Regions from separate parts of the Homo sapiens genome. Here all the other regions are linked to region 1. Evidence: read pairs that join two places in POLR2A ChIA-PET (ENCODE). Cell type or tissue: PC-9. All regions are shown on one strand. Links, peaks and the distances in the headings refer to the core of each region. The heading gives the core; the rest is flanking DNA. Region 1 holds the start of LOC105371114 (a long non-coding RNA gene). Region 2 overlaps IQCK (IQ motif containing K). Region 3 overlaps TMC7 (transmembrane channel like 7). Region 4 overlaps LOC124903657 (a long non-coding RNA gene).

The links. Peaks named below come from ENCODE experiments on the same cell type or tissue, not always from the same donor. Only the 100,000 strongest peaks of a DNase experiment are listed, where the experiment ranks them.
Region 2: POLR2A ChIA-PET joins it to region 1 with 7 read pairs; 1 of 35 experiments calls an interaction of 5 or more read pairs at or near these places.
Region 3: POLR2A ChIA-PET joins it to region 1 with 5 read pairs; 2 of 35 experiments call an interaction of 5 or more read pairs at or near these places.
Region 4: POLR2A ChIA-PET joins it to region 1 with 7 read pairs; 2 of 35 experiments call an interaction of 5 or more read pairs at or near these places.

What each region holds. Positions count from the first base shown.
Region 1 is chr16:19,391,979-19,398,576 of GRCh38, reverse strand. LOC105371114 (a long non-coding RNA gene) reads left to right here and starts at 4,845. Exons shown (of 3, transcript NR_188657.1): 1 at 4,845-5,201. RefSeq lists an enhancer at 4,148-5,347. In PC-9, for the core only: no CTCF peak of the experiment used is centred there; DNase peaks (open chromatin) are centred at 1,816, 2,506, 4,686 and 5,196; H3K4me3 peaks cover 3,602 bases; H3K27ac peaks cover 3,943 bases.
Region 2 is chr16:19,745,320-19,753,515 of GRCh38, reverse strand. All of the region lies in intron 4 of IQCK (IQ motif containing K), which reads right to left. Among named protein-coding and RNA genes, the nearest start is that of IQCK-AS1, 17 kb to the left of the region's middle. In PC-9, for the core only: no CTCF peak of the experiment used is centred there; DNase peaks (open chromatin) are centred at 3,995 and 4,575; H3K4me3 peaks cover 898 bases; H3K27ac peaks cover 2,422 bases.
Region 3 is chr16:19,023,614-19,031,809 of GRCh38, reverse strand. TMC7 (transmembrane channel like 7) reads right to left here. Exons shown (of 16, transcript NM_024847.4): 6 at 1,441-1,586. Among named protein-coding and RNA genes, the nearest start is that of COQ7, 40 kb to the left of the region's middle. RefSeq lists an enhancer at 1,479-2,023. In PC-9, for the core only: no CTCF peak of the experiment used is centred there; a DNase peak (open chromatin) is centred at 4,169.
Region 4 is chr16:19,133,780-19,141,975 of GRCh38, reverse strand. LOC124903657 (a long non-coding RNA gene) reads right to left here. Exons shown (of 2, transcript XR_007065011.1): 2 at 5,592-6,422. Among named protein-coding and RNA genes, the nearest start is that of ITPRIPL2, 24 kb to the right of the region's middle. In PC-9, for the core only: no CTCF peak of the experiment used is centred there; DNase peaks (open chromatin) are centred at 3,185, 4,595, 5,615, 5,945 and 1 weaker place; H3K4me3 peaks cover 1,624 bases; H3K27ac peaks cover 4,085 bases.

The sequences.
Region 1 (6,598 bases), core at 1,599-6,598:
CATTGAGCCCACATTTCCTCCATGGAATTCGCTAGTGTTTGTAATAAAGAAAAAATCCAGCAGATGGTTCATGCTAACCGACTTACGAGCGGTCAATGCAGTCATCCAGCTGATGGGGGCCCTGCAGCCAGGGCTTCCATCGCCCACCATGATTCCTAGAGACTGGCCATTAATAATTATAGATTTGAAGGATTGCTTTTTTAATATTCCTCTAGCAGAGTCCAATTTTGAGAAATTTACTTTTACTATTCCTGCTATGAACAACAAGGAACCAGCAGCCAGATATCATTGGAAAGTCTTGCCGCAGGGTAGGTTGAATAGTCCTACTATTTGTCAAACTTTTGCGGGGAAGGATGTTCAACCTGTGAGAGATCAGTTTCCCGATTCATATGTCATTCATTATATGGATGACATATTGTGTGCGGCTGAAAATCGAGACCAACTTATCCAGTGTTATTCATATTTACAGGAGGTGCTAGCCAATGCTGGATTGCTCATAGCACCAGATAAAATTCAAACGGCCACTCCTTTCCAATATTTGGAAATGCAGGTTCAGGAAAGGGCAATTAAACCCCAAAAGGTTCAAATTCGAAAAGACTCTCTGAAAACTAAATGATTTTCAAAAATTATTAGGGGATATCAGTTGAATTTGACCTACTTTGGGAATCCCTACCATGTTATGTCTAATCTGTTCTCTATTTTAAGAGGAGACCCTGCTCTCAATAGTAAATGATAACTGACTCCTGAGGCTGACAAAGAATTACAAATAATTGAAGAAAAAATACAACAGGCCCAGGTTAATAGAATAGAGTCAAGTTTACCATTACAGTTCATTGTGTTCCCTACTCTCCATTCTCCTACAGGGGTTATAGCTCAGAGTGAGGACTTAGTTGAATGGTCTTTTCTGCCTCACAATACTGTTAGAACACTCACAGTATACTTGGATCAGATGGCAATCTTGATTGAGCAAGCTTGCCTTAGAGTTGTTAAACTTTGTGGCTCAGATCCAGATAAGATTATAATTCCAATGAATAAAATCAGATTTGGCAAGCCTTTGTTAATTCGGTCAATTGGCAAATAAATTTAGCTGGCTTCATTGGAGTTCTTGACAATCATTATCCAAAAAACAAAATTTTTCAGTTTTTAAAGCTAACATGGGTCCTTCCAAAAATTACCCGTAGTGCTCCATTGGAAGGAGCAGTGACTGTGTTTACAGATGGCTCTAGTAATGGAAAAGCAGCTTACGTACGACCTAAAAACACAATTATTCAAACTGACTTTCAATCGGCACAGAAGGCTGAATTACAGGCAGTTATAGGTGTGTTCGAAAACTTTAAGCAAACTGTAAATATTGTCTTTGATTCAGCTTATGTTGTTCAAGCCACTCAACACATAGAAACTGCACTCATTAAATATCTGGTGGATGAACAACTCTATCAGCTGTTTTCTTCTTTACAAAAGGCAGTGCATGATCACCGTTTTCCTTTCTATATTACACACATTTGAGCACACACTAATCTTCCTGGGCCCCTTGTAAGGGCTAATGATCAAGCTGATTTATTAATTTCCACTGTGCTTACTAATGTCCAAGATTTTCACTCCCTAACACGTTAATGCAGCAGGACTTAAACAAAAATAACAAATTACTTGGAGACAGGCAAAGGGCATTGTGCAACATTGCCCTCAGTGCCAGGTAGTACAACTGCCACGTGAAAGGACTGGTGTTAACCCACAGGGATTAACCCCCAATATGTTGTTGCAAAAGGACCTAACCCATGTACCTTTGTTCGGGAAACTTTCATACGTCCATGTTACTATAGATACCTTTTCTCATTTTGTATGGGCAACTTGCCAAACAGGCGAGGCGGCTGCTCATATTAAGACATTACTTCCCTGTTTCGCTGCCATGGGCATCCCACAAAAGATTAAAACAAACAATGGCCCAGGCTACTGTAGTAAATCTTTACAGGCGTTCCTTTAACAGTGGAACATCGAGCACAGTACTGGAATACCCTATAATTCTCAAGGTCAAGCCACTGTTGAACAGGCTAATCGAACCTTAAAATCTCAATTACAAAAACAAAAGACAGAGGGGGAAACCAGAGAATACGCTACTCCTTATATGCAGCTACAATTGGCTCTTATCACTTCACATTTTCTGAATTTGTCTAGAGATCACGTTACAATGGCAGCAGAGCAGCATTTGACAAGGCAAAAAATAAATGCTTATGAAGGAAAACATGTGTGGTGGAAGGACATCAGAACCAAAACCTGGGAAAAGGGCAAAATCATTACATGGGGTCAAGGGTTTTCTTGTATCTCACCAGAAGAGAATCAGCTTCCTGTCTGGGTGCCCACAAGACATCTTAAGCTGTGCCATGAGCCAGAATCCAAGGAAGAGGAAAAGACCTCGGAACATCCCTGCACCCCCAGTTCATCAGATGGCTCAGATGAACATCTCTGTTGAGCAGATGGAAACCAGTAAAACTCGCCAAGCAACTCCACTGACCTGGGGGCAGGTGAAGAGCCTAGCTCACATTGCAGAAGAGAACCTGAGGTCTCTGAACAAGCTGCTGACCACCAGTAATCTAATGGTAGCTATGATGGTGGTAATCTCCCTGCAGTGAGTCTCCCCATAGCTGAGGCAGATCAAAATTACACTTACTGGGCCTACATTCCATTCCCACCACTGATTAGGCCTGTTACATGGTTAGACCCCATGTTAATGATAGTATCTGGATGCCTGGACCAATAGATAACCGAGGCCCTACTCATCCAGAGGAGGAAGGAATGTTAATGAATGTTTCCATTGGTTATCACTTTCCTTCCATCTGCCTGGGGCCGGCAGCAGGATGTTTAAATTATGATAAACAAAGTTGGATGACTTGTGTCCCTGCAAATAATGGATCAAAAGCCCCTATTCATGCAATCAGTGGAAGAACATTTCAATCTTTGGACACTATTAAATACCTTGAGCACGGCTATGTTATGACACATCGCCAGATTAATAAATATAAACCTAATAAGAAGCCCTGCCCTAGGAAGGCCACTAAATGGTCTGGAAAGCTAGAGGTGCTAACCTGGGAAGATTGTATTGCAAACAGCACTGCTGTACTGCAAAGTAATTCCTATGGAATCGTCATTGATTGGGCCCCTATGGGACGCTTTGCAGTAAATTGTACTGGACAGTGCGAAGATGGTAGAGAGACTCCTTTTGCAAACAACTACCCAGATAATGCACCAAAATTATATAGAAGAATTAAAACAAATTAACCTATTAAGTGGGAGGAGAACGGTATGGCTCTTTCAAGCCCAAAAATGATTGATCCAATTATAAGTCCAGAACATCTAGAATTGTGGAAATTAATGATGGCTCAAACCCCAATTCGGATTTGGAAAGGAGAATATAAAACAAAGACCCTTAGTAAAAAAAACTTTGATTTGTCGTAGCCATGACCTCTAATCAGACATTCCCATTGCAGAGTTTTGTTAAACCTCCTTTTATGTTGGCAGTGGGAAAAATTAATATCCTAACTGACTCTCAAACCATATCATGCCTCAACTGTCATCTTTTTACCTGCATTAATTCTACCTTTAATAAAGATAATAGCATTTTACCGGTTAGGGCCCAAGGAGTTTGAATAACTGTTTCCCTCAATAGACCTTGGGAGGCCTCTCCCTCCATACATATTATCACGGAAGTACTAAAAGGAATACTTAATAGATCAAAGAGATTCATATTTACTTTAATAGCTGTGATCATGGGCCTTATAGCTGTCACAGCTACTGCTGCTGCTGCTGGTGTTGCTTTGCACTCTTCTATTCAAACAGCGGGCTTTGTGGATAGTTGGCAGAAAAATTCTTCTAAGCTTTGGAATTCCCAAAGCCAAATAGGTCAAAAATTGGCAAATCAAATTAATGATCTCTGTCAAACAGTAATTTGGATGGGAGATTGGATTATGAGCTTGGAGCATAGAATTCAAAAACAATGTGACTGGAATACTTCCGATTTTTGTTTTACTCCTAGCTCTTATAATGCCATTGAACACCAGTGAGAGACGATTAGACGTCACCTACAAGGAAAAAAAGATAATTTAACATTAGATATTGCTAAACTGAAAAAACAAGTTTTTGAGGCATCTCAGGCTCATCTCACCCTATTGCCTGGAGCTGATATTCTTGCTGGAGCCTCTGATGGCCTTTCTAATACCAATCCTTTAAAGTGGATTGAAACCATAGGTGGATCAACAATTGCAAATTTTATTTTGGTTTGTGTCTGTTTATGTTGCTTGTTTTTAGTCTACAGATGCAGATGGTGCCTTGGGAGAGAAACCAGACACCATGAATGAGCCATAATAGCAATGGCAGTTATTAATAAAAAAAAATCAATAGAGGCAAAAAAGGGGAACATGTGGGAAAGTGTTTCTGGGGTGCCAGTTGAGTTGGTCTCCCCTGTGTGAGACACCCATGGGAAGCCATGGGCAGCCTCTGGGGAGAAAAGTCTCCTTATTGCTTTCATGTCTTTATGCCCCAAGAGCATAACCACTCAGCAGCATTCCACAGGTTGCTCAGGGAGACAACACTCCCTTGAAGCAGTGGAGTATAATCAAACATCTTGGCTCCTCCTTAAACCCGCTCCCACCCATTTCAGTCCTGATAAGCTAAAGATCTTAAGTAGTTTAGACACACGCCTTTGCTCAAGGAAATTCACAGAAACCGCCACTGCTACACATCTTATGGAATGACTCACGAGTTCTCCTTCACTGATTAATCCTTTTCCTCATCCCTTCCTCCCCCTCCCATCTGCCCTAAGAACAAAGAGCTTGTAAACCAGTAAATTTGGCAGAGCTCAAGAGCTCTGGGCCGTGAGCAAGCCTCCGATATTCTGGTCCCCTGAACCCGCCTTTTAAATGCTTATTCTGTCTCTTTCTAACTCCTATGTCTCCACCAGACTCAGGGTACCCACTGGGTGGTGTGGGGCTGGTTTCCCTAACATTCCCCACCAAATAAAGCAGCTCCAACCTTCTAGATGGTTGCTCAGCTCAGAAGTCTTAGAGAAATTCTGATGCCTCTCCTCACATTTGCTCTGTCGGCAAATCCTGGTGTCACAAGAGGGCTCAGGAGGGTTTCTGGATGCCAACGAGACCCCAGCCACAGCCGGTCCCCAGATTCTTGACATCATCACAAGAAAGAATTCACAGGTGAGTCAGAATGAAGTGAAATGCAAGAAGCTTTTATTGGAAAGCAAAAGTCTGCACTTAAGAGAGAAGTGGGTGCATGCTCGTGAGAACGAGTCACGCAAACAGAGTTTGGGTTTCTAATTTTATTTGGTGTTTCTTTAATTAGGGGGTGGAATAATCATTAGGTATTCTGGAAAAGGAGGGGACTTCAGGGACCCCTGAAATTGCCCATGCTAGAGTGTTGTGGCACAATCCTAGCTCACTGCAACCTTGACCTCCTGGCCTTAAGTGATCCTCCTGCCTCAGCCTCCTGAGTAGCTGGGACTACAGACGTGCACCACTATGCCTGGCTAACTTCTAAAAATTTTTAGTAGAGACAGGGTCTCATTATGTTGCCTAGGCTGGTCTTGAACTCCTGGCCTCAAGTGATCCTCCCACCTTGGTGGGAGCCTGCAATTACAGGCATGAGCCACCACACCCGGCTTCTGCTTTATTATTTTCCAAAGCACTCGTCCCTGCCTGACACATTATAGATGCATGTGTGTCTTGTCTCTACAATGTGGGCTCCCAGAGGGCAGGGACTTTGCTCTGTTCTGTTGTCTGTTGTTGAATCCCCAGTGCCTAGGATGGTGCCTGGCACATAGTAGGTATTCAATATCTATTGAATGAATATGGTCCCTGGGGCTAAAAGTAAGAAAGGAGAAAAAAATAAAGCAACCCCCAAATTTGATGAGAACCCTATAGTCCCTGACTGATTGTTTCCTGGCCATCATCATCATCAGCTTCAACTTTGTCAACACACCCTTAATATGGGTGTACCTTGTTTTACAGTTTGCCGAGCACTTTCACACCCATTATTGGATATGACACACAACCCGGTGAGAGTGCTCTCAGTGGAGTTAAGATTCATACTTTTCCCAGACATGGTGGATTGCCCCTGTAATCCCAACAACTTGGGAGGCTGAAGTGAGAGGATTGCTTAAGGCCAGAAGTTTGAGACCAGCCTGGGCAACATACTGAGACCTCATCTCTAAAACAAATAAATTAGCCAGGCATGGTGGCACATGCCTGTAGCCCCAGCAACTCAGATCACTTGAGCCCAGGAGTTAGAGACTGCAGGGAGCTATGGTCACACAACTGCACTCCAGCCTATGCAATAGAGTGAGACCCTGTCTCTAAAACAAAACAAAAAAATTCATACTCTCCCCAGACTTCAGTTTTTTATCAAGAAATGGATAAAACCAGGGGACTTTCCCATGATCAGTTTACTCAGTGGTAAAGAACAGTGATTCAACCATGTGTTTTAATTCCAAGTCCAGTTGTCTTTATCTCGAGCAGAAAGTCTACATATGCAGCAGTTAAGACCTGCAAGCTGTGGAGTTTGGATAGAAAAGACTTTGAAACTTGCCGCCAGCATT
Region 2 (8,196 bases), core at 1,816-6,815, 350 kb before region 1:
TGCCTAACAGGCCACTAAATCACAATTCCCCTAGTTCCAAGGACCTATTCCAAAGCAGGTATGTTTATTTATTTATTTATTTTATTTTTAGAGACAAGGTCTTGCTCTGTCACCTAGGCTGGAGTGTAATGGCATGATCATAGTTCACTGCAGCCTTGAATTCCTAGGCTCAAGGGATCTTCCTGCCTCAGCTTCCTGAGTAGCTAGGACTACAGGCACATGCCACCTGTAATGCTCAGGTAATTTTCAAAAATTTTTTTTTTTTTTTGTAGAGATAGGGGTTTTGCTATGTTGCCCAGGCTGGTCTCCTGGGTTCAAGCAATTCTTCTGCCTTGGCATCTCGAAATGTCTGGGATTACAGGCATGAGACACTATGCCCAGCCCAAATTACTCAGACAATTGACCCGAGTTGGCTCAATTAGAGAGAAACTCTGGGAGAGACTCTCTCTCTCTCTCTCTCTCTGCTACACTTGAGCCTTATAGGACATAGGCTGGTGCCACAAAATGAGGGCTCATTTGAGGGTGGAGCCAACCCAGACGAAGCAGTCAAGAGAAGAAGAGAGAGAACAGTCATGGAGACATCATCTGGGTCACCAGATCAAGCTGTGCTGGAAGATCTCCCTGTGGGCCTCTTGTCTACATTTTTTAAAAGGTCCGGGCACGATGGCTCATACCTGTAATCGCAACACTTTGGGAGGCTGAGGCAAGTGGATCATTTGAGCTGAGAAATTCGAGACCAGCCTGGCCAACATGGCAAAGCCCCATCTCTACAAAAAATACAAAAACTAGCCAGGCATGGTGGCATGTATGCCTATAGTCCCAGCTACTCAGGAGGCTGAGGTGGGAGGATCGTTAGAGCTGGGGTAGATTGAGGCTGCAGTGAGCTATGATCTGACTCCAGCCTGGGCAGCAGAGTGAGACCCTATCTCAAAAAATAAATAAGTAATATATAAAGAAAGAAAGAAAACAATCCCTTTCTACTTAGGACAGTTTGAATGGGGTTTTCTGCCATGTTCAGGACCTGCCCTCAAAGAGTTAACTCCAGCAAATAAGGAAATCTTAGCTCTGCATACTTAATACTCCCCAGCTGAAACAAACTCATTTGAGTTTCCACTACTTTTTACTGCTAACAATATAAGCCTTTTATCAAAAAATGCTTACAGTAAAAATGATTAACTTTACTCTGAGTGTTCAAAATATTTTCAGAGATGCATCAGAAAGAATTTCCAAGTGAAGTTTGCAATGTAGCCACTGAGCCAGCTCTGTTTAATATAGCAGTTCAATTAAATTCTAATTAAATTCTGATCGCTCGTGTTCCAATTAAGCTAATCCAAAGGCAGGGCTGAATGTCATGGAATTCCTTAAGAATATCAACCTAACTGTAAGGTTTAATCTTCATAATGCTATTTACACATCTCAGACTTAATTTGTTCCAGTGGAATGCAATGCAGGTCACGGTAGAGCAGGAATGGTACTGTGGCCTTTTAACTAGACTTCAGTCTAAAAACACTGTTGAAGTTCTATTTTAACAATTGCACAGTTGATTTCCTGCCTTACAACCTTTTCCCCTTCCAACTCTTGTAGAGTGTGGCCAGCCCAGGGGCACTCAGGAAGGCAGCTATAACTATAATCGGAAGATCAGAAAGGTCAATGGCAATGCAGATTCAATAAGGAGAAGGCAAGTCTTTGTACAAACTCTACTCCCACAGATTTTGATCTCAGGATCAAAATTATTTGCACACCTAGCTTCAAAGCCATGCCTCCGAGAAACCAAGGGATCTGGAGCACTCCCTTCAAGGCCTGCTCTCTGCTTGGAGAAGGCATGCCAAGCTCTTTGTTAAAGGAAGCTACTGGCAGAGGCTTGATGACACACCTGTCCTGATCCATCTCGCTACTCCTGCCTAAAACAGAATTTATTCTTTCTCTCATTGCCTACCTGGACCCCAACTCTCTTTCCTCTGGCTTTGCACTTGCTCACATTTGCCTCCCTCCTTCAAACATAATTTTAAAATTTATTTTTATTTATTTATCTTTTTTAAAGATAGGGTCTCGCTCTGTCACCCAAGCTGGAGTGCAGTGGTGTGATCATAGCTCACTGCAGCCTCAAACTCTTGGGCTCAAGCAATCCTCTCACCTCAGCCTCCCGAGTGCTGGGACTATAGGCACATGGCACTGCCTGGCTAATTTCTATTTTTTGTAGAGATGGGGTTGCCCAGGCTGGTCTCCAATTCCTGGTCTCAAGTGACCCACCTACGCAGGCCTGCCAAAGTGCTGGGATAACGGGTGTGAACTACTGTGCTTGGCCAAGCACAATTCTTAATAACGATGGCTCCCATTACTGTGCCTGACACACCCCATCTCATTTATTCTTCCCCACAGCCCTGGTGAGGTGGGTACTATGATTATCACTTCCCCACTTAATAGATAAGAAAACTGAGGCTCACAGCATTTCAGGAGACTTCCTAGGGGCACAGAGCTAGCAGAGCTGAAGGAGAGATTCAAGCCCACCTAACTCCAGCAGCCCCACCCTCATCACCGTACCTGCCACAGCCCTCCACATTTCTGACACCACCCCTACCATTCAACTCCCCCTAAATGGCCAGTCCCAGTCCACCTCTTCCTCGCAGACTGTCCTCATTTTCAGACTTCCACTTTTTCCAATTTAATTTTGTTGTTATTCAATTGTTATCTTTCATTGTAGCTGTGCCAGGCACTTAACTGAATGCTTTAAATGCATTATCTTATTAAATTCTCGGCTGGGTGCGGTGGCTCACGTCTGTAATCCCGGCACTTTGGGAGGCCAAGTTGGATGGATCACTTGAGGTCAGGAGTTCGAGACCAGCCTGGCCAACATGGTGAAACCCCGTCTCTACTAAAAACACAAAAATTAGCCGGGCATGGTGGCACACACCTATAGCCCCAGCTACTGGGGAGGCTGAGATAGGAGAGTTGCTTGAATCCGGGAGTTGGAGGTTGCAGCGAACCGAGATCATGCCACTGCACTCCAGCCTGGGTGACAGAGCAAGACTCCATCTCAAAAAAAAACAAAAACAAACAAAACAAAAAAACACAAAATTCTCATTAACTTAGGCCAGGCGCAATGGTTCACTCCTGTAATCCCAGCACTTTGGGAGGCCAAGGTGGACAGATCACTTGAGATCAGGAGTTCAAGACTAGCCTGGCCAACATGGTGAAACCCCGTCTCTACTAAAAATATTAAAATCAGCCAGGCACGGTGGCACACGCCTGTAGTCCTAGCTACTTGGGAGGCTGAGGCAGGAGAATCCCTTGAACCAGGGAGGCAGAGGTTGCAGTAAGCCAGGATCACGCCACTGCACTCCAGCCTGGGCCACGGCGCGACACTCCATCTCAAAAGAAAAAAAAAATCATAAACTCCCTTATCTGAAGCAATTACTATTGTTATTTACATTTTACAGAGGAAGAGACTGAGGCTTAGAAATATTAAAATTACAAGGTCACAATACTAGCAAGGTCTGGGGTCACGCATCTACAAAGAGGTGGAATGAGGCCCTATTCTCAGGTGAAAATGGCTCCAAATTCTATTCTAAATCATTAAGCTTCCCTTACACTGTAGTGCCTCCCACACAACAATAACTACTTAATCATTCAGCTTCCTTTATACTAGACTGCCTCCCACATAACAGCTATGACTATAAAAATATGGATAGTTCCAGGACTTCAAAGCATGAATTGGCACACTTTTTCTTTTTCTTTTTTTTTTTTCCTTTTTGAAACAGAATTTCACCTGTTGCCCAGGCTGGAGTGCAGTGCTGCAATCATAGCTCACTGCAGCCTCGACCTCCCAAGCTCAATGGATTCTCCCACCTCAGCCTTCTGAGTACCTGGGACTACAGGCGCACACCATGGTGCCCAGCAAATTGTGTAAATTTAATTTTTGTAGAGACGGGGTTTCACCATGTTGCCCAAGGCTGGTCTTAAATTCCTGGGCTCAGGCGATGCTCTTGCCTCAGCCTCCTAAAGTCCTGAGGCTATATATGTGAGCCACCATGCCCAGTCAAACTTTTTCTTAAAGGGTCAGATAGTAAACATAGGCTCGTGTCACAAATATTCAACTCTGCCACTGTAGTGCAAAAGCTATTACAGATAATAGGTAGAGGAACGGGCATAGCTGTGTTCCAGTGAAATTTCATTTACAAAAACAGGTAGCTGACCTGTGTAGTTGGAAGGCGTTCAGCTTCGGAACGTTATGAATAACTGACAGATGATCTTTCCTATGGTATCATGGAAACATCCATAGTACTTGATTTCTGACACTGAAGTCTGATTTTAAGAAAGCTCTGTTTCGTCTCTCTTCTCTATTTCCTGGATAACCCTTTATGATTCTAAGGGGTTAACAGTTGAAACATCTTTTGGATCTGGGACTAGTTTATGACCTGGCTTTTCCTGTTCCTAAAATGTAGCAGGAGAAATGCAGTTCTCTAAACAACCAAGAGAGTCAATGATTTACTTTAAGATACATTCTTTCAAAAAAACCTCATTTTCATTCTTTAAAAAATGGCTTCCTTCTTTAGACATAAATTCTCAAGAGAAGGCTGAAATACTTGCAGGGCTGGTTTTTTGTTTTGTTTTGTTTTGTTTTTTTCCATTACAGGATGTGATTCTAGCAGTTGCTTAATTCTAGGAGGTGTCTTTATATTACATTCTCAGATTCTAAGCTCATCATTATTTCTAAGAGTTATGTTTTGATTTTTACTAATACCTATCATTTTAAAAGGTACTAGTATTTTCAGAATGACAAGGAGAGTCCATCCTTGGCCATCTATCTGTAATGTCCAGAATGCAGTAAGAGAATTACACCCTCCATTCACTCATGTAACAATTGGTCAACCAGAAGAGGCCATGGGGAATAGCACTCCTTTACAGGTTGGCTCTTTTCCAAGAGAAACGCTAATAGGATTAACAACATTTAATGTGTATTGAGTGCTGTCTATATGCCAGACACTCTTAAGTTTTGCTTAACTCATTTATCCTCACAACAAGAACATATTACTACGATGTACTACATACAATTCATATTTTACAGATCAGAAAATGGGGGCACAGAGATGCTAAATACCTTGCCCAAAGTCACTTACTAGTAAATGGAAGGATAAGAATTTAGCTGGGTTCGGTGTCTCATGCCTGTAATTCCAGCACTTTGGGAGGCAGAGGTGGGCGGATCACCTAAAGTCAGAAGTTTCAGACTGGCCTGGCCAACATGGTGAAACCCTGTCTCTATTGAAAACATAAAAATTAGCTGGGACTGGTGGCACACACCTGTAATCCCAGCTATTCGGGAGGCTGAGGCACCAGAATTGCTTGAACCTGGGAGGTGGAGGTTGCAGTGAGCCACGATAACACCACTGCACTCCAGCCTGGGCAACAGAGTAAGACACTGTCTCAAAAAAAAAAAAAAAAAAAAGAATTTGAGCCCAGATGGTTGAACTCCAGAACAAGCCCCTTCACACATTAGCTCATTTAATCTTTCCTGAAGTCACCAGGCTGGAGCTAACAGTCACAGCTGCCATCTGTGACCCGGTCCATATTATTTCTAACGCAGTGTATACGGTAAGTTGCAAAAAGGGCCACCATTCTCCACCCTTCCTGTATCTGCACTTTGCAGTGTGACTTTACAGCTCTTCCCATCAAGAATTGGAATCTATAAAAGGGAACAAACTCATGTATTTTGCAGCAACATGGATGGAACTGGGGGGCATTATCTTAAGTGAAACAAGCCAGACACAGAAAGTCAAATATCGCATGTTCTTACTCATAAGTGGGTGCTAAAACCTGTCTATACACAGATGGATAGAGTGGAATGACAGACAGTGAAGACTCGGAAGGGTGAAGGGGTGGGAGGAGGGTGATGATGACAAACTACTTATTGGGTACAATGTGTGTTATTTGGGTGATACCCTAAAGCTCTGACTTTGCCACTGTGCAATCTATGCATGTAATGAAATTGTATTTAAACCCCACACATTTACTTAAAAAAAAAAAAAAGGAATCTATTTCCTAACTCTTCGGATCTGGGCTGGCCTTGTGACTTGCTTTGGCCAATCTAACGTGTGAAAGTGACACTATGTCAGTTCCAAGCCTCAGGCTCAAGAGGCCTTGACGTGTCTAATTGAATTGAAGCAACCCTGCCTGGCTGCCCTATGAACAACCTAGGGTTAATCTGATAGAGGATGAGAGACCACATGGAACAGCTCATCCCAGCTGAGGCCATCCTAGACCAGCCAGCATCTAGCCTATCCAGTAGCTGCCAAAGACACATGAATGAACCCAGCCAAGGCCAGAAGAAACTCCCAGCTAAATCTAGCCCAAGTTGCTAACTTGCAAAAAAGTGAGCTAAATAAATGGTTATGATTTTTTGCTGGCAGAGATAGGGGTCTTGCTATGTTGCCCAAGCTGGTCTTGAACTCCTGAGCTCAATGATCCTTCTGCCTTGGCCTCTTAAATTGCTGGGATTACAGCCATGAGCCACGATGCCTGACCAATGCTTGTAATTTTAAGCCACTAACTTTTGAGGTAGTTTATTATATGGCAAAAAAGTTAACTGATAAAGTACATAATAATCGAAATGCAATTTATGGCCAAATGATAATGTTCCCCCTATCTGGCAGTTAGTCAAGACTGCTACCACAGCCATCTGGCATAAAGCCATGCCCCTCAAAGCCGGCGGACAAAGCTTCAGACCAGAGGAGGAAAATCCTGCCACAAAGCCACTGCCCTTCACTTTGTTAAAGAACCATTGGGTCACCCTCAGGTCAGAGCCTGCTGACTTTCTTTTTAAAGCCTTGTCCTTTGAGGATCACTTTGATTTTTAGAAACAAAAGCAACTCGTAGCCAAGTTTGGGAAATGAAGTGATCAATGCTCTTTTGTTAAAAATAAAAAAGAAACTTGACTATAAAGTTATAATAAGATTTTCTTGCATGGCTTACAAACTAGATCTGACGGCAATTCTAAGAGTCACAATGGGAAATGTTTTCAGCACCCACAGCCTTATCACCATGAGACACAGTAGGAATGAATGTCAGGTTGGGGATGGTTAATGGCAACAACTAAGACCTACTATTTGATAGCAAAACAGGGTAACTACAGTCAATAAAAACTTAAGTGTACATTTTAAAATAAGTAAAAAAGTCTATGTAATTGGATTGTTTGTAACACAGTTACTTAGGGGATGGAAACCCCATTCTCCATGATATTTCGCATTGCATGCCTGAAGCAAAACATCTCATGCACCCAATAAATATATATATCTACGACGTACCCACAAAAATTAAAAGAAAAAAAAAAAGAAATGAAGCTAGACTCTTTTTTTTTTTTTTTTTTTTGAGACATAGTCTCACTCTGTCCCCCAAGCTGGATCTCTGCTCACTGCAACCCTGCCTCCTGGGTTCAAGTGATTCTCATGCCTCAGCCTCCCGAGCAGCTGGGATTACAGGCACATGCCACCAGGCCTAGCTAATTCTTAGTATTTTTAGTAGAGAACTTGGTGGAAGTCATGTTCCAGGTCTTGGCTTTGCACTTTTGCTTTTACCCTCTTGGAAAGCTGCTGGAGACCACCACGCTGTAAAGGAGCTGGGCTGGCCCACTGGAGGATGAGAGGCCACATGAAGGAGAACCGAAGTGCCCCAGCTAGCAGGCAGCACCAGGGCCCCAGACACATGAGTGAGATAGAATTGGACCTTCCAACCCAGCCCAGTTACCAGCTGAACGCAGTCACATGAGTGACCCCAGGAGAGAGCACCAGAACTGCCCAGTCGGCCCAGAGTCATGAAAAATAATAAATCGTTATTTTAAGCCATGAAGTTTTCAGGTAGTTTACTGTACAACACAGCAATCAGGTAACTGATAAATAGGTTATATTATATCATCTAAGCATTTCATTTCAGGATAGCAAGAAGCACACTATACAATGCTATGACAAGGGAGCACTGGGCCCAGTAGGGTTGAGTCACGGCTCTAATTACTTCCAACTGCTTTTAAAATAAAACCCACTTTGTTTACTGGCCCATGTGATGTTACGGCCGCTGCGGGGCTGACCCTGTCAAACTCACCTCCTCTCTCTTTTGCTCACTCTGCCCCAAACATACTGGCCTCCTTTTTGTCCCTGGAATAGGTCACAGAATTTGGCAGTACTGGGTCATTAGTAAACTTGAGTTGTA
Region 3 (8,196 bases), core at 1,556-6,555, 370 kb after region 1:
GATGGCTGAACTTTGGTCAACTTTAGTCCTAGAATACTATAAGATGAATTCTACCACACTAACCTGTGCCCCCACCCAGGACTGTCATGTAAAAGAGAAATACAGGTTTTGTTTTTGTTTTGTTTGTTTGTTTGTTTTTGAGACAGAGTCTCGCTCTGTCGCCCAGGCTGGAGTGCAGTGGTACGATCTTGGCTCACTGCAACCTCCGCCTCCCAGGTTCAAGTGATTCTCCTGTCTCCTCCTCCCAAGCAGCTGGGACTACAGGTGTGTGCCACCACGCCCAGCTAATAAAGAAGAAATAAAATTTCTATTGTGTTTGGGTCTTTGTGCCTTTTGTACCTGTTGTTTGTTAAGGGAATTAATACTCTTCTCTTTTCTTGGGAATTGCTCTCTCTCCCTAAACCACTTGTCTCCCACAGGAAAAGTCATGTTGTCATAGGACCCCAGCCCCTGGCCACAGCTGAAGTGCTCGCACAGTGCTGGGCACTTGAACCACCAGGGGCTCATCGCAGACACACTGCTCCCCATGGCAACGGTGGAAGGGTCACGGCTGGGAACCTGAATGAAGCAGATACAACAAGTCTTTTCTAAGGATTTCTGCACCTGTGACCCAGGAGGTCAAGGCTGATGCAAACTATAAGATGCCCTATTTCCCACCATTTAAGAAAGGCACCACTACACCTAAGAATTGAAGACGAGGGATTCTTACTTTTGATATCGTTCCTAAGCCATGGCTCCATCTTTGTCCTTCCTGTAATTTGAGTTTCCTCCCTTCCTTGGATCTGTGAGCCACTCAATAACCCTCAGAGCTAGGTTTCTGCTACTTACAACCCAGTAGAGACCTAGTTAATATACACACCTAAGCAAAGGAAGGGGTATGTGTGCAGTGGGGTGGGATTGCCAGATGTGTTCAGTAATGATTGAGTGGAGAACCCCAGGCTAGGTGCGGTGGCTCACACCTGTAATCCCAGAACTTTGGGAGGCCAGGGTAGGCAGATCACCTGAGGTCAGGAGTTCAAGACCAGCCTGGCCAACATGGTGAAACTCTACTAAAAATACAAAAATTAGCTAGGCATGGTGGCACGTTCCTGTAGTCCTAGCTACCCAGGAGGCTGAGGCACAAGAATCACTTGAACCTGAGGGGCAGAGGTTGCAGTGAGCCGAGATCCCGCCACCGCACTCCAGTCTGTGTGACAGAGAAAGACTCTGTCTGGAAAAAAAAAAAAAAAAAGAAGAACCTCAGTCTGCTACTCCATCCCAAATCCTGACTTGTATTTCTCCCAGGTCTCTTCAGCTGCCAATGGACTCACAAACCCTTCCCCACAAAACCCATCATTGGACTCCACTCATCCTTTAGGCAATGGCTTCCAGAGCTCCCATATCTCCAATAGCCTCCAGCCATCAGGGGTAATTCAGAGAGAATGCAAAGGCAGACTTTACCTTTTCACTATCCAAAGAAGGCTCAGGGCCAGGGAGGCGATTGTGCTTAACAAATACGCCAGGGGCAGATCATAGGTGAAGTTCTGAAATTTCACCCCATCAATGGTGTAATGTCCGTAAAAGAGGCTAGTTTCCTCCAGGAAACCCTGAAACGAAGCCAAGAGCATGAAGTCAGACTGGTCAGCTTACTGCAGGGAACCAGAAGAGTAGTCCCTGCCTCAAGGAACACAAGTTCCAGTGTCCCCTTTCCTCTCTGTATCCCCAGAGACTGGAACAGCCCCAGAGGCACAGGGAGTATTCAGTGTTTGGTAAATAAAGCACTGATAAAACCCTGGCATTAAAAATGCACAGGTGGGCCGGGCAAGGTGGCTCACGCCTGTAATCCCAGCCCTTTGGGAGGCCAAAGCGGGCAGATCTCCTGAGGTCTTGAGTTCAAGACCAGCCTGGCCAACATGGCAAAACCCCCGTCTTCACTAAAAATACAAAAAAATTAGCTGGGCCTGGTGTTGCGCGCCTGTAACCCCAGCTACTCGGGAGGCTGAGGCAGGAGAATCACTTGAACTCGGGAGGCTGAGGCAGGAGAATCACTTGAACCCGGGAGGCAGAGGTTGCTGTGAGCTGAGATCATAACACTGAACTCCAGCCTGGGCAACAGAATGAGACTCCATCTCAAAAAAAAAAAAAAATGCACAGATGGCCAGGCGTGGTGGCTCACACCTGTAATCCCAGCACCTTGGAAGGCCGAGGCAGGAGGATTACTTGAGCCCAGGAGTTTCAGACAAGCCTGGGCAACACAGAGAGATCCCTATCTCTACAAATTTTTTTTAAAAAAATTAGCTAGGCATAGAGGTGCATGTCTATGGTCCCAGCTGCTCAGGAGGCTGGAATAAGCCGTGTTTGTGCTACTGCACTCTAGACTGGGTAACAGAGCAAGACCCTGTCTCTGAAAGAAAAAAAGCAAATATAACAAGCCAAAACTGAAATTAAGAATAAAATTCCATGTGCCATAGCATCGAAAAGAATAAAACATTAGGACTAAATTTAACTAAGGAAGTGCAAATCTCGTGCCGGGCACGGTGGCTCATGCCTGTAATCCCAGCACTTTGGGAGGCCGAGGCGGATAGATCACAAGGTCAGGAGATCAAAACCATCCTGGCTAACACAGTGAAACCCCGTCTCTACTAAAAATACAAAAAATTAGCCGGGTGTGGTGGCGGGCGCCTGTAGTCCCAGCTACTCGGGAGGCTGAAGCAGGAGAATGGTGTGAACCCGGGAGGCGGATCTTGCAGTGAGCCGAGATTGTGCCACTGCACTCCAGCCTGGGTGACAGAGCAAGACTCTGTCTCAAAATAAATAAATAAATAAATAAAATAAAATAAAACAATTAAAAATTTTTTTTTAAAAAGTGCAAATCTCGGCCGGGCACAGTGGCTCATGCCTGTAATCCCAGAACCTTGGGAGGCCGAGGCGGGTGGATCATGAGGTCAGGAGCTCAAGATCAGCCTGGCCAACACAGTGAAACCCTATCTCTACTAAAAATACAAAAATTAGCCGGGCATGGTGGCATGTGCCTGTAGTCCCATCTACTCGGGAGGCTAAGGCAGGAGAATCACTTGAACCCGAGAGGTAGAGGTTGTGGTGAGCCGAGATCACACCACTGCATTCCAGCCTGGGCAACAGAGCGAGACTCTGTCTCAAAATAATAATAATAATAATAATAATTAAAGAAGCTCTAAAGAAACGGACAACATCCCATGTTTATGGATCAGAAGATCTATGGCCAAATTCCTCAAATTGATTTACAGATTCAACATCATCCTTGTTAGAATCCTAGCTGGCTTCCTTATAGAAAAACTGACAAGCTGATCCTAAAATTCATATGGAATCGCAACACACCCAGAAAAAGAGCCAAAACAACTTTGAAGAAGAAGAACAGTAAGGCCTGGTGGCTCAGAACACTCTCTGACTTCTTCTCCTTCTTTTTTTTTAAATAAAAAAGTAGAGATATGGTCTCGCCATGTTGCCCAGGCTGGTCTCCAACTCCTGGGCTCAAATGATCCTCTAGCCTCAGCCTCCCAAAGTGCTGGGATTACAGGTTTTGAGCCACTGTGCCCGGCTGACTGACTTCTTATGGTGGGAATGATTGAACACCTCAAACACCTCCTTGGATGGCAGGAAAACTCCAGGAGAGTGAAGAAGAGAACAGATATAGCAGAAACATTGTAGGTAGATAATACATAGAGGTTCCCTACAGCATTGTTTATAAAGGAAGGAAATGAGAGGAAATCTGAATGTCCATACAGGGATTGGGCTAGAACACTAAAAATCCATATTATGAAATATCAAGCAAGACCATGTAAGTGCACAGAGAAAGGTCAGCGGTCAAGTAGGCTGTAAACCATGGGGTTAAATGTTCAGTGACCTCTGGGGAGGGATATTTTCATTTTTTACTCTATAAATTCTGTATTTTTCATGACAACTGTGCATTCTTGTGTGTGTGTGTGTGTCTTCTTAAAACAAATTTATTGAAGCTGAGCATATTTACGTTATACAATTGTGCATATCTGTATTTTAAAATTATACAAGACAACCGTGCATTCTTATATTATCTGGGTAATTAAGTCATGTGTTAACTGGAAAAGAAAAAGTAGAAGCAGAAGACTCCATTCTCCTTTCAACTCTCCCAAAGGCCATAAAAACGTGTCCAACCAGAAGAAACCTGTTTATACTGCCAAGGGCTGATATCAGGGCTGTCACCAACCTCTCCCTAAAAATAATGTAACAATTACAGGGGAAAGGTCGGCTGGGCCTGGAAAATATTTTCTGATTTGATAATGAGCTTGGTTCAATTGTTTTTAAGAAAAACAAGCCCCTGTTTGATCTCTCTGGCCCTCTTTCACTTGTGCCTATTTACATTTATATTATTAACAATAACATTAAATGAAAATTCAGTTTCCCAGCCACACTAGACATATTTCAAGTGCTCAAGAGTTAGTGGTTCTGGGCCGGGCACAGTGGCTCACACCTGTAATCCCAGCACTTTCGGAGGCTGAGGCAGGCAGATCACTTGAGGTCACGGGTTCAAGACCAGCCTGGCCAACATGATGAAACCCTGTCTCTACTAAAAACAAAATTTAGCTGGGCGTCATCATACACACCTGTAATCCAGCTACTTGGGAGGCTGAGGCACAAGAATTGCTTGAAACCAGGAGGCAGAGGTTGCAGTGAGCCAAGATTGCACCACTGCACTCCAGCCTGGTGACAGAGCGAGACTCTGTCTTTAAAAAAAAAAAAAAAAAAAAAAAAAAGGTCAGGTGTGGTGGCTCATGCCTGTAATCCCAGCACTTTGGGAGGCCGAGGTGGGTGGATCACTTGAGGTCAGGAGTTCAAGACCAGCCTGGCCAACATGGTGAAACCCTGTCTCTACTAAAAATACAAAAATTAGCTGGGTGTGGTGGTGGGCGCCTGTAACCCCAGCTACTTGGGAGGCTGAGGCAGGAGAATCGCTTGAACCCAGGGGGCAGAGGTTGCAGTGGGCCGAGATCATGCCAATGCACTCCAGCCTGGGTGACAGAGCAAGAATCTGTCTCAAAAAACAAACAAAAAAGAGTTAGTGGTTCCATTGTTATACAGCACAGGTCCACATTCTCCAGATCATTGCAGAAAGTTCTCTTTCAGACAGGCTGTTATCATGCTTACTTTATTGAACATCTATAATTAAGCGCAGCTAACTCTCCTATAAAATTTTTCCTATCAGGAAGAAGGTTACAGTGTGCGAAGAAACTTTTTTTTTTCACAAACAGAAACTTTTCTTGTGGGATGTAATCTAAAGAAATGGGGTTAACAGCAGCTCTGGGATTTGATCCTAACTTTGCTTTCTTTTTTTTTTTTTTGAGACGGAGTCTCACTCTGTCGCCCAGGCTGGAGTGCAGTGGCATGATCTCGGCTCGCTGCAAGCTCCACCTCCCAGGTTCACGCCATTCTCCTGCCTCAGCCTCCCAAGTAGCTGGGACTACAGGTGCCTGCCACCACGCCTGGCTAATTTTTTTCTATTTTTAGTAGAGACAGGGTTTCACTGTGTTAGCCAGGATGCTCTCGATCTCCTGACCTCATGATCCACCCGCCTCGGCCTCCCAAAGTGCTGGGATTACAGGCGTGAGCCACTGTGCCAAGCCATCTATTTTTTTTTAACTTTTTTTGCATAGTAGACATTTGAACACCCACCCAACAATTCCCCTGGGTTGTTTTTAGGAAAACGTGAGATCAGAGATGTAAAAGGGTTTTTTCAAAATCAGGTGCGGCATAGTGGCTCACACCTGTAATCCCAGCACTTTGGGAAGCCGAGACAGGTGGATTGCTTGAGCTCAGGAGCTCGAGACCAGCCTAGGCAACATGGCAAAACTCTGTCTCTACAAAACAAACACACGCACATACACACACACACAAATTAGCTGGGCATGGGGGTATGCACCTGTAGTCCCAGCTACTTCGGAGGCTTGAGGTGAAAGGATGGCTTAAGCCTAGGAGGCAGAGGTTGCAATGAGCCAAGATTGTGCCACTGCACTCTCTGAGCAACAGAGCCAGATCTTGTCTCAAAAAGAAAAAAAAAAAAGGGTGGGGGGCTTTTTCAAAATCAAATGCAGTGGACAAATTCAAGGCTTTCTACCAATTTATTCAGAAAAGTAGAAGCTCAATGGTATGGCATTTGTTTATTTGTTTTTTTGTTTTTTGTTTTGTTTTGTTTTGTTTTGAGACAAACTCTCCCTCTCATTGCCCAGGCTGGAATGCAGTTGCGTGATCTCAGCTCACTGCAGCTTCGGCCTCCCAGGTTCAAGCAATTCTCCTGCCTCAGCCTCCTAAGTAGCTGGGATTACAGGCACCCGCCACCATGCCTGGATAATTTTTGCATTTTTAGTAGAGATGGGGTTTCACCATGTTGGCCAAGCTGGTCTTGAACTCCTGACCTCAGGTGATCTGCCCGCCTTGGCCTCTCTGAAGTGCTGGGGTTACAGGCATGAGCCACCGCACCCGGCCGGTATGGTATTTTGATACCAGTAATTTTCAGAAAGTATTTCTGAAAAAATAAAAATACTTATTTGTATTTCTTAAACACCTAGAGCAGTGGTTCTCATCTGGGGGTAATTTTGTCCACTAGGAAACATTTGGCAATCTCTGGAAACATTTTTGGTTGTCAGAGTTGGAAGAGGGCAGTGCTGCTGGCATCTAGTGGGTAGAGACCAGGGATACAGCTCAGCATGCTACTGTGCACCAGATAGCTCTACACAACACAGAGTTATCTAATCCACTGGGCACGGTGGCTCATGCCTGTTCCCCCAGTACTTATAATCTCATTGCTTTTTTTCTGAGACAGCGTCTCACTCTGTTGCCCAGGCTGGAGTGCAGTGGTGCAATCTCGGCTCACTGCAAGCTCCGCCTCCCGGGTTCACATCATTCTCCTGCCTCAGCCTCCCGAGTAGCTGGGACTACAGGCGCCCGCCACCACGCCCTGCTAATTTTTTGTATTTTTAGTAGAGATGGGGTTTTACCGTGTTAGCCAGGATGGTCTCGATCTTCTGACCTTGTGACCCACCCACCTCGGCCTCCCAAAGTGCTGGGATTACAGGTGTGAGCCACCACACTGAGCCAAAATCTCATTGCTTTTAGCCAAGTGTAGTGCACGCCTGTAGTCCTAGCTACTTGGGAAAATCGTTTAAGCCCAGGAGTTTGAGATTACAGTGAGCTACAATTGCACCACTACACTCTAACTGGGCAACAGAGCATGATCCTATCTCTAAAAAAATAAAAAATAAATAAAAAAAAAGAATATCAATAGTGCCAAGTTTGAAAAACCCTGGTCTAAAGGGCAAAGATAGCCACTTTTCATAGCTGCAATCTTATTTGATGAAAAAAGTGAAATAAAAAAATGAAAAACCACAAAATCTGTTTTTTAAGATGGGGTCTTGCTCTGTTGCCCAGGCTGAAGTGCAGTGGTTCAGTCTTGGCTCACTGCAGCCTCAACCTTCTGGGCTCATGTGATTCCCCTACCTCAGCCTCCAGAGTAACTGGGACTACAGGTGCACGCCACCACGCCCAGCTAATTCTGTTTATTCTGTGTAGAGATATGTTGCCCAGGCTGGTTTCAAACTCCTGGCCTCAAGCAATCCTCCTGCCTCGGCCTCTCAAAGTGTTGGGGTTACAGGTGTGAGCCACTGCGCCTGGCCAAAATCATTTCTTTAGAAGGCGATAATAAAAACCTTTTACAACTACCATAAAAGCAAAGAGATTAAGTCCATTTTAGAGTTGGGGTGGTGGTGGGGGATGTTAACCTTGGATTGACTTATAAGGGATTTCAGAGAATCTTCATACGCCCATGTACATGATATGCAGGTATATGTGCATATCATCTGAAAGTGTGAGGTTGTGCATCGCACATGTCCCTGTGTGTAATTTCTGGAAAGAAGAGCTATGTCTTTCATCCATCCAGTCTGGGACTCCAAAATGTTGGGGTTTATCGGTGTCAGAGAAATTGTAAACATTCTATCTGGGTTCATTTTCACTGAAGCTTCTTTCTGTGGGGGACCTCGGTATTGTGTTGCAGATCAATACAAAGATTGAAGGACTAGAGGCCGGTATGGTGGCTCACGCCTATAACCCCAGTACTTTGGGAGGCCAAGGAGAGTGGACCACCTGAGTTCAGGAGTTCCAGACCAGCCTGGCCAACATGGTGAAACTCCGTCTCTACTAAAAATACAAAAA
Region 4 (8,196 bases), core at 1,229-6,228, 260 kb after region 1:
CGTAGTGCCTGGCACTAAGCCACAGCACCATTACTGTTTGTTGCTTGAATGAGTGGGTGCACGACTTCATTCATTCAAGGTACACTTAATTAATTACCTACTGTGAGCAAGACCTTGTTCTAGACACTACAGATGCAAACACTGTACGTTAATTACAGTGAACAAAACAGACAGACACTCCCTGCCCTCATTATAATTATCTACCAGTGTTGGGGCAGGGGAAATGAAAACACAAAAAAGTGGCTGGGTGTGGTGGCTCACGCCTGTAATCCCAGCACTTTGGGAGGCTGAGGCAGGCGGATCACCTGAGGTCAGGAGTTGAGACCAGGCTCTCCAACTTGGCAAAACCCTGTCTCTACTAAAAAATACAAAAATCAGCTGGGCGTGGTGGCAGGCGCCTGTAGTCCCAGCTATTCAGGATGCTGGGGCAGGAGAATCACTTGAACCCAGGAGGCAGAGCTTGCGGTGAGCCAAGATCGCACCACTGCACTCCAGCCTGGGTGACAGAGCAAAACTCTGTCTCCAAAAAAAAAAAAATATATATATATATATATGTGTATATATATATGTGTGTGGGTATATATATGTATATATATAAGCAAATATATGGGTATTCAGATAGTGATCAGTACTACGAGAAAAATGAAGCAGATGAGGAAATTTGGGAGTATGAAACAAGGTGGGCAGTGTGATTGCAATTTTAAAGAAGGTGTCAGGGAAGCCTCGCTGGGTGACAGTTCAGCCAAGATCTTCAGGAAGTGAGATGTGTATAAAAGTATATCCGAAGGAATAAGAAGTGTCCTGGCAGCCGTAAGTAAATATCACAGCCTGGGTGCCTTACCCAGAAGACACTTATTTCTCATAGCTCTGGAGGCTGGAAGTCTGAGATCAAGGTGTCGGCAGGTTTGGTTTCTCCTGAGGTCTCTCTCTGGGGCTTGCAGGTGGCCACCGTCCCGCTGTGTCCTCACATGGTCGTCCCTTGCTCCTGTACTGTCTGAGTCCTAGTCTATTCTTATGAGGACACCAGTCATATTGGATTAGGGCCCAACCATGTGACCTCATTTTACATTAATTACCTCTTAAATGTTCTATCTCCAAATACAGTCACAATTCTGAGACATTGGGGTTTAAAATATCAACATAGAAATTTTAGGGAATGTAATTCAGTCCATAACAGTGAATGAATGAATGAATGAATGAATGAACCAGTCTGCTGCTTTGCTTATGTGTGAGAGAGTGAAGGCAGTCAGAGAAACATGGGACAAAAGGAACAGGGGATGAGGGGCAAAAAGCCACATCAGGAGAAAAAAACAGAGATTTGACATGTGCAGTTTTTCAATTCCCTCTTGGCCAATTCAAAATATGTTTTTCCCAGCTCTAACTCTTAATTATTTCCGGAAACGGTTTCATTAACTGCTGTCCTGCAGCAGGATGCTATGAAGAAATCTCTGAACTTAGAGGCAGAAGATGTGAGTTCTGCTCTGCTGGGTGACTTTGGGGGAAGTCACTAACCTCTCTGGGCCTCCTTTCAATGGGAATGGAAATCCCTACCCCCTCTCAGAACTGCAGGAGAAGTTCAGGGAGGTAACTGGCAGGCAGATGAGGGCTTTGTAAACAGGGAAATGTAATATAAATAAAAACCTAAGGTATTGCTGTGAAGCTTGCTGTGAAAACCACTGCAGACAGCTCATGCCTGGGGCCCTCTGGTCATTTCGAAGGGAGCTTATTTATTAAACTCCAGCTTTTCCCTGGTTGTTTTCTTCAGCCCTTCAGGATGATCAGAGAGCTGGGGGAGTGCAGGGCTGGGGAGAAGAAAGAAGAAAGGAGAAGAAAGAGAAATAGATTCCACCTGAAGCACAGAGCTGGTGATTTTTGCCTCATCGAGGATTCTTGCTGATATTGACCAGCAAGATGTTGACATTGATGGGAGCTGACATTGATGGGCACCCTCCTCATTAGGCTCTGTGCTAAATCCTCCCCAGGCATCAACTCACCGAATTCCCATAACACCCTCTGAGGTTAGGCTATAATCTACCCATTTTGCAGGTGAATAAACTGAGGTTCAGAGGCATTAAGAAATTGCCCAGGGTCAATTAAGAGGCAGAACTGAGCCCAGATCTGTCAGCTACTCTCTTAACCTTGACCTACACTTCCTCATCATTCCTCAAAGTGTCCTGGCATTTAGTAGGTACTAAAGACATGTAAGATCTCTAAATTCTCTAGTTTGAATCCCAGCTTTGGCGTTTTCCAGCTGTGTGAAGTTGGACAAGTTATTTTCTTTCTCAGAGGACAAAAATCCCTGCCCTGCCTACCTGTCAACTCCAGTACTTGCCAAGTATGAGTTGGAGGCTGTTACTTAACCTCTCTGAACCTCGATTCCTGTAGCAGTAACGTGGGATAATAACAGTTGATATTCCAAGGGTAAAGCACACAGCCTAGTGCCAGGCACATAGAAAGCGGTCAACCAGGCAGCTATCAATTCAGTACAGGGGTGACAACATGGCACCTATATTCCATCCAGGGTAAGTAAGAAGAGCAGAGATGAAAACATAGACCGGAAGGATAAATTTTAAATGTTCACATCTGCTGATTTCAGAACTTAAGATCAAGAAAATAATTATCTCAGCTAAAGATGTGCAGTTTTCCTTTGACAAGAAAACAAGATATTGGGTGATGCATTGCGTTTTCCTTATTGCTTTGCCAGAAAGCTCAGAGCTAAATCTAATTCTTATTAAGAGTAACTGCATGAATCTGGGTTTAGCCTTCCTTTATATGATATGTATTTTTAAATTTCTGTTCTATTGACTTTACTGTTCCTGTAACATTTAGAGTTAACTTTAGAGAAATTGTTAAATCTAGCTGCTTGAAAAACAGGCGAGGTTAAAAATGATCAATACATATTATGTGGTTATAGTTTAATGCATTTGAAATCAAAGTATTACCCATTACTTGAATTTTAGACAAAGATAAAAGGCACAGAGGCAGGTCCAGATCTATAAATTTAGGTTAAAATATTGTTTTAAAGAAAAAAATAGAAGGCAACTAGATGCCAGAGATTAATTTCAAAGTGGAATTAGTTCACATGAAGCATTTAGAGGAAAAAAAAATTGCAACATCTTCCCCAGAGCTGCCCAGTCCTGTTTGCAGGCAGGGAGTCCCCTTGGCCCCAACCAGGCTGACACTTAGCTTTTTTGAGTCCCAGCTCTCAGAGGAACAGAGGCCTCCTCCATTTTCCCATGCCGGGAGGGATTTCCTGTTTATCTTTCCAGATCGTGTGTCCACATGCACGAGATGTGAAGCCGGGGCAGAAGCCAAGATGATGAGAGCTATTTCTGCAAGCAAGTTCAATATTAAACATGCAGGGAATGAAGGAAGTTTACATGTAAATCAAATTTAGTCGTGTCCCATTGTCTGGGGTCTCCAGAAAATGGGGTGTGTGTGTGTGTGTGTGTGTGTGCACACACACGTGCATACACTTATATCCAAATATGATATTCTTTTTCTTTTTTTTTTTTTTTGAGATGGAGTCTCACTCTGTGGCCCAGGCTAGAGTGCCATGGCACAATCTTGGCTCACCACAACCTCCGCCTCCCGGGTTCAAACGATTCTTCTGCCTCAGCCTCCCAAGTAGCTGGGATTACAGGCAAATGCCACCATGCCCAGCAAATTTTTGTGCTTTTAGTAGAGATGGGGGTTCACCATGTTGGCCAGGCTGGTCTCAAACTCCTGACCTCAAGTGATCTGCCTGCCTCGGCCTCCCAAAGTGCTAGGATACAGGCCTGAGCCACTGCGCCTGGCTGATATTCTTTCCAAATACTGTAGACCATGGGTGTTCAATCTTTTGGCTTCCCTGGGCCACACTGGAAGAAGAATTGTCTTGGGCCACACATAAAATACACAAATACTAATGAAAGCTGATGAGCTAAAAATAAATAAATAAATATATCTCATAATGTTTTAAGAAAGTTTACAAATTTGTGTTGGGCCACATTCAAAACCATCCTGGGCTGCATGCAGCCCACAGGCTGTGGGTTGGACAAGCCTGCTATAGACTGTTACAAGGATTCTCATTTTGGCACTGGTGTAATGGCCAAAAGACTGGAAACAATATAAAATTAATGGATGGGAACTGGTAAAATGATACACCCACATGATGGGAAAGAATGCAGGTATTCACAAAGAAAGAGGACACAGCCACTTTGGAAAATAGTTTGCAGTATTTAAAAGCTGAACAAAGGCCGTGGTTTCTCCAGTACTCTTAGAACAAACCCCTAAGTCCCTCACACAGTGTATAACAGGATTTCCCAAGCTAGGCACTACTGACACTTGGGGGCCAGATTATTTTTGTAGTGGGGGCTGTCCTGAGTGGGGGGTGGAGGACGTTTTGAAGCCTCCACCCACAAGATGCCAGTAGCACTTCCCTCTGCAAGTCGGGGCAACCAAAAATGTCTCCAGGCATTGCCAAAATGTCACTACATGCAACAACATCCATAAATCTCATAAACTAGTTCTTAGCCAAAGAAGCTAGACACACATACGCCAAGAGTACATATTTATAAATCCGTTGTGGTTGAGGGAGGGGAGGGACCAGCAGGGGGGTTCTGGAATAGAGGTAACATTCTGGTTTTGGATTTCAGTACTGATTACTCAAGTGTTTTTCACACTGTAAAAGTTCATCCTGCTATGCAATTTTCTATAATTATGATTCAATAAAATGGTTTTTAAAATGAGGCATATTGAGGTGGCTAGATATGGAAAGATCTCCAATACGTATACGTGGTGAAAAAAAAAAAAGCAAGTTGATTGCATACTGTAATTCCGTTTGTGTTTGTAAGGGATGTATCAGAGCACCCGAGAAGCACACACCGCTTGCTGATGTGAGTCCACGTTTTTAATCACTGCCAAGCGCGCCAGCCCTCATGAATAAATGCAGAAGTTGTCCAGACCCTACGACTCAGCACGTCTGGTCACCAGGGATATGTCCTAGAGAAGCTCCTGCCTGTTGCCCAAGGGCACATGTGCAGGAAGGCTCATTGCAGTGTTGCTGGAATATCAACTGAGGCTCAGAGAGGTTAAGTGACTTGCTAAAGATCACACAGCTTATGAGTAGGAAAGCCAGCAGCTGAGCCCAGGTTTATTTAAACCCAGAGCTTGAGCTCCTAACCACCATACTGTATGACTGCTACCTCCACTCCCTGCTGTACACTGGCTGGGTGGGGTGGTACAGACAGGAACAACTTGGCTAGCAGGCTCGAATGGCATCCAAAGATCATTCCATCCATACTTCACTTAACTAATGAAAAGTTTGTGGGTATGGCATGGGCCTCCTCCTCAGTTCTCGGGGCACACTGGAGCACCCCAAGCCCTTTCTTCTACCATTCCTTACTCTTGTCAACCCTTGGGTCCCTCTCCTGCCCCCCACCCAAGGTCTCACTTCACTGCAGTCAGAGTTCACATCTGGATGGGGAAAGGGAGCTTTCCGTCTTCAGGGTAGAAAGAGGGAGGAGTGAGTCTTTTCAGTGACCTCCAGAACCAAACTGCACAGACTGATTAGCTTACACCCCTCAAGAAGTGGACCCTGAAACAGGAGCTGGGGTGTGAGTAGTTTATTTGCACAGTGATTCAGGAAACACCAGGAGGGAGGGGACAGTGAGAGACAGGGATGGGAACGGGAAGGCAGCCAAGGAAGGGTGTGTCCCCAGGCATGTTCCTACGGAGGGGGCTGGGGGGCAGGTGGCAACTGAGGTTCAGCTCTGCTGGGGCCAGGGCAAAGCATGCATCCCAGAGCTGTCCCATGGAAAGGGAAGGGAGCTGGGCGATTATCCACCAGTCCCATCCATGGTTGGTTGAGCGCTGCTCCCTGCGGCTCAAACACTCCAGCAATGTCTGCCTTGTCCTACATGTGGGTGGAATGTCCTGTCACAAACAGATAAGAACTCCCGGGCCTGAGCTGCAGGTGTTCATAGGAGGCCACCTTCAGAGTGAGGACGTGAGTGCAGTATGGATCCACAGGCTGCAGGGGAGGCACCTCTGCCATCATCTTTGTCTGTCTCTTTGCCAGCCTTGAATTATACCACAGGTTGCTCTCCTTTGATTGCCGCCTTGGAAAAATGACGGCACAAAGGAAAAGAAACCCACCCTCCCATATACTGTGGGTTAACCTGAAATCCCCCCAAACTCCACCGTGGGCCCGGCAGCCCCCTCCCTCAGCCCCAGCACAGTGGGAGACTAACGGTGGCAGCAAGCTCAGGCTTGTACCCAGAGCCCTTGCAGGAGGAAGCCAAGGGTGCCTCTTGCCTTTGGGAAGGGAGAAGCTGTGAGTTGATTGAAGTGATCAAAGGCACCTCCATCCTTTACAGATGCAACGAGCTGCTAACACTTTCCAAGAGGGATTAAATAAATGAACATCGGAAACTCTGTCCCTGGGCGGAAAAGAAAAGTCATCCGCAGGCATGAACACACTCTAGAAACTCTTGCTAGCATCTGAGCTGTTCCCCTGCTTTCTCTCCTTCTGATTTTGGATCAACCACCAAAAAAGGCAAATTCCTTTCCATACTGGTAATGATGGTGATAATGATAATAACAGTAACAATGATAGCAGTGGCCCTCACTCCTGAGACTTGTAAATATCACTTTGCATCTAGCAACTCATCTCATCTTCGCAAAAGCCTAACAAGGAGGCCGAGCGTGGTGGTCTATGCCTGTAATCCCAGCACTTTGGGAGGCCCAGGCAGGCAGATCACTTGAGGTCAGGAGTTTGAGACCAGCCTGGCCAACGTGGTGAAACCCCGTCTCTACTAAAAATACAAAAATTAGCCAGGTGTGGTCGTGCGTGCCTGTAATCCCAGCTACTCGGGAGGCTGAGGTAGGAGGATCACTTGAGCCTGGGAGGTGGGGGTTGCAGTGAGCCGAGACTGTGCCACTGCACTCCAGCCTGGGTGACAGAGTGACACTCTGTCTCAAAAAAAGAAAAAAATGCCTAACAAGGAGACTCTAAAATTAGCCCTATTTTGTCAGTGAGGAAATTGAGGCTCAGAGAAAATGAGTCAGGGGTCACAAACTCAAATGCCTACAGGGGCAGGCAGACAAGATAAACCAGCAAGTCAGGTGGATATCACATATAGATTGTGATTCATGAGGACTATGTGAACTGGAGATGGAGCAGACAGCCCCTCCTGAGCCCCTGCCTCGCCACTGCCACATGGGAACATGGGCACAGTGTGACCGATCTTATTTTTCAAGTAAAGACAGAAAATTGGATTTGAATGTGATATTTTCCCAGTTTTATAAGCAGCTGAAATCAGTTAGAATTAGGATTAGGTCCCTCTCCTTATAACAAAATAACAGGGCTAAGTAAGATAAAAGTTTCTTTCACACACCAAAAAGAAGTTGGAGACTGGGCGTGGTGGCTCACATCTGTAATCCCAGCACTTTGGGAGGCCGAGGCAGGTGGATCATTTGAGGTCAGGAGTTCGAGACCAGCTTGGCCAACATGGTGAAACTCTGTCTCCACTAAAAATATAAAAATTAGCTGGGCATGGTGGTGGGCACCTGCAATCCCAGCTACTCAAGAGGCTGAGGCAAGAGAATTGCTTGAACCCAGGAGGCGGAGGTTGCAGTGAGCTGAGATCGCACCACTGTACTCCAGTCCGGGCAACAGAACAAGACTCCATCTCAAAAAAATAAAAATAAATAATAAAAAGTTGGAGTCTGGGCACTGTGGCTCACACCTGTAATCCCAGCCCTTTGGGAGGCCAAAGATGGGAGATCATTTGAGGCTAGTTGTTCAAGACCAGCCTGGGCAACATAGTGAGACACTATCTCTACAAAAAATTTTTAAAAATTAGCTGAGTATGGTGCTGTGTGCCTGTGGTCCCAACCACTTTTGAGGCTGAGGTAGGAGGATTGCTTGAGCCCAGCAGTTTGAGACTGCGGCAAGCTATGATGGTGCTGCATTTTAACTTAATCACCTATTGAAAACCCTTACTTCCAAATATGATTACATTCTAAGGTGCTGGGGCTTAGGACTTCAATATACGAATGGCAGGGAGGGGACACAATTAAGCCCATAACACTGTCCATCTCCCCAATTCACCCAAAACTTCCTTAAGGGTGGGATTTATGTCTGGTCCAAGAAACTAGTGTGTTTTTTTATAGCTGAGCACATGTACCATTCATGGAACACATGACATACAT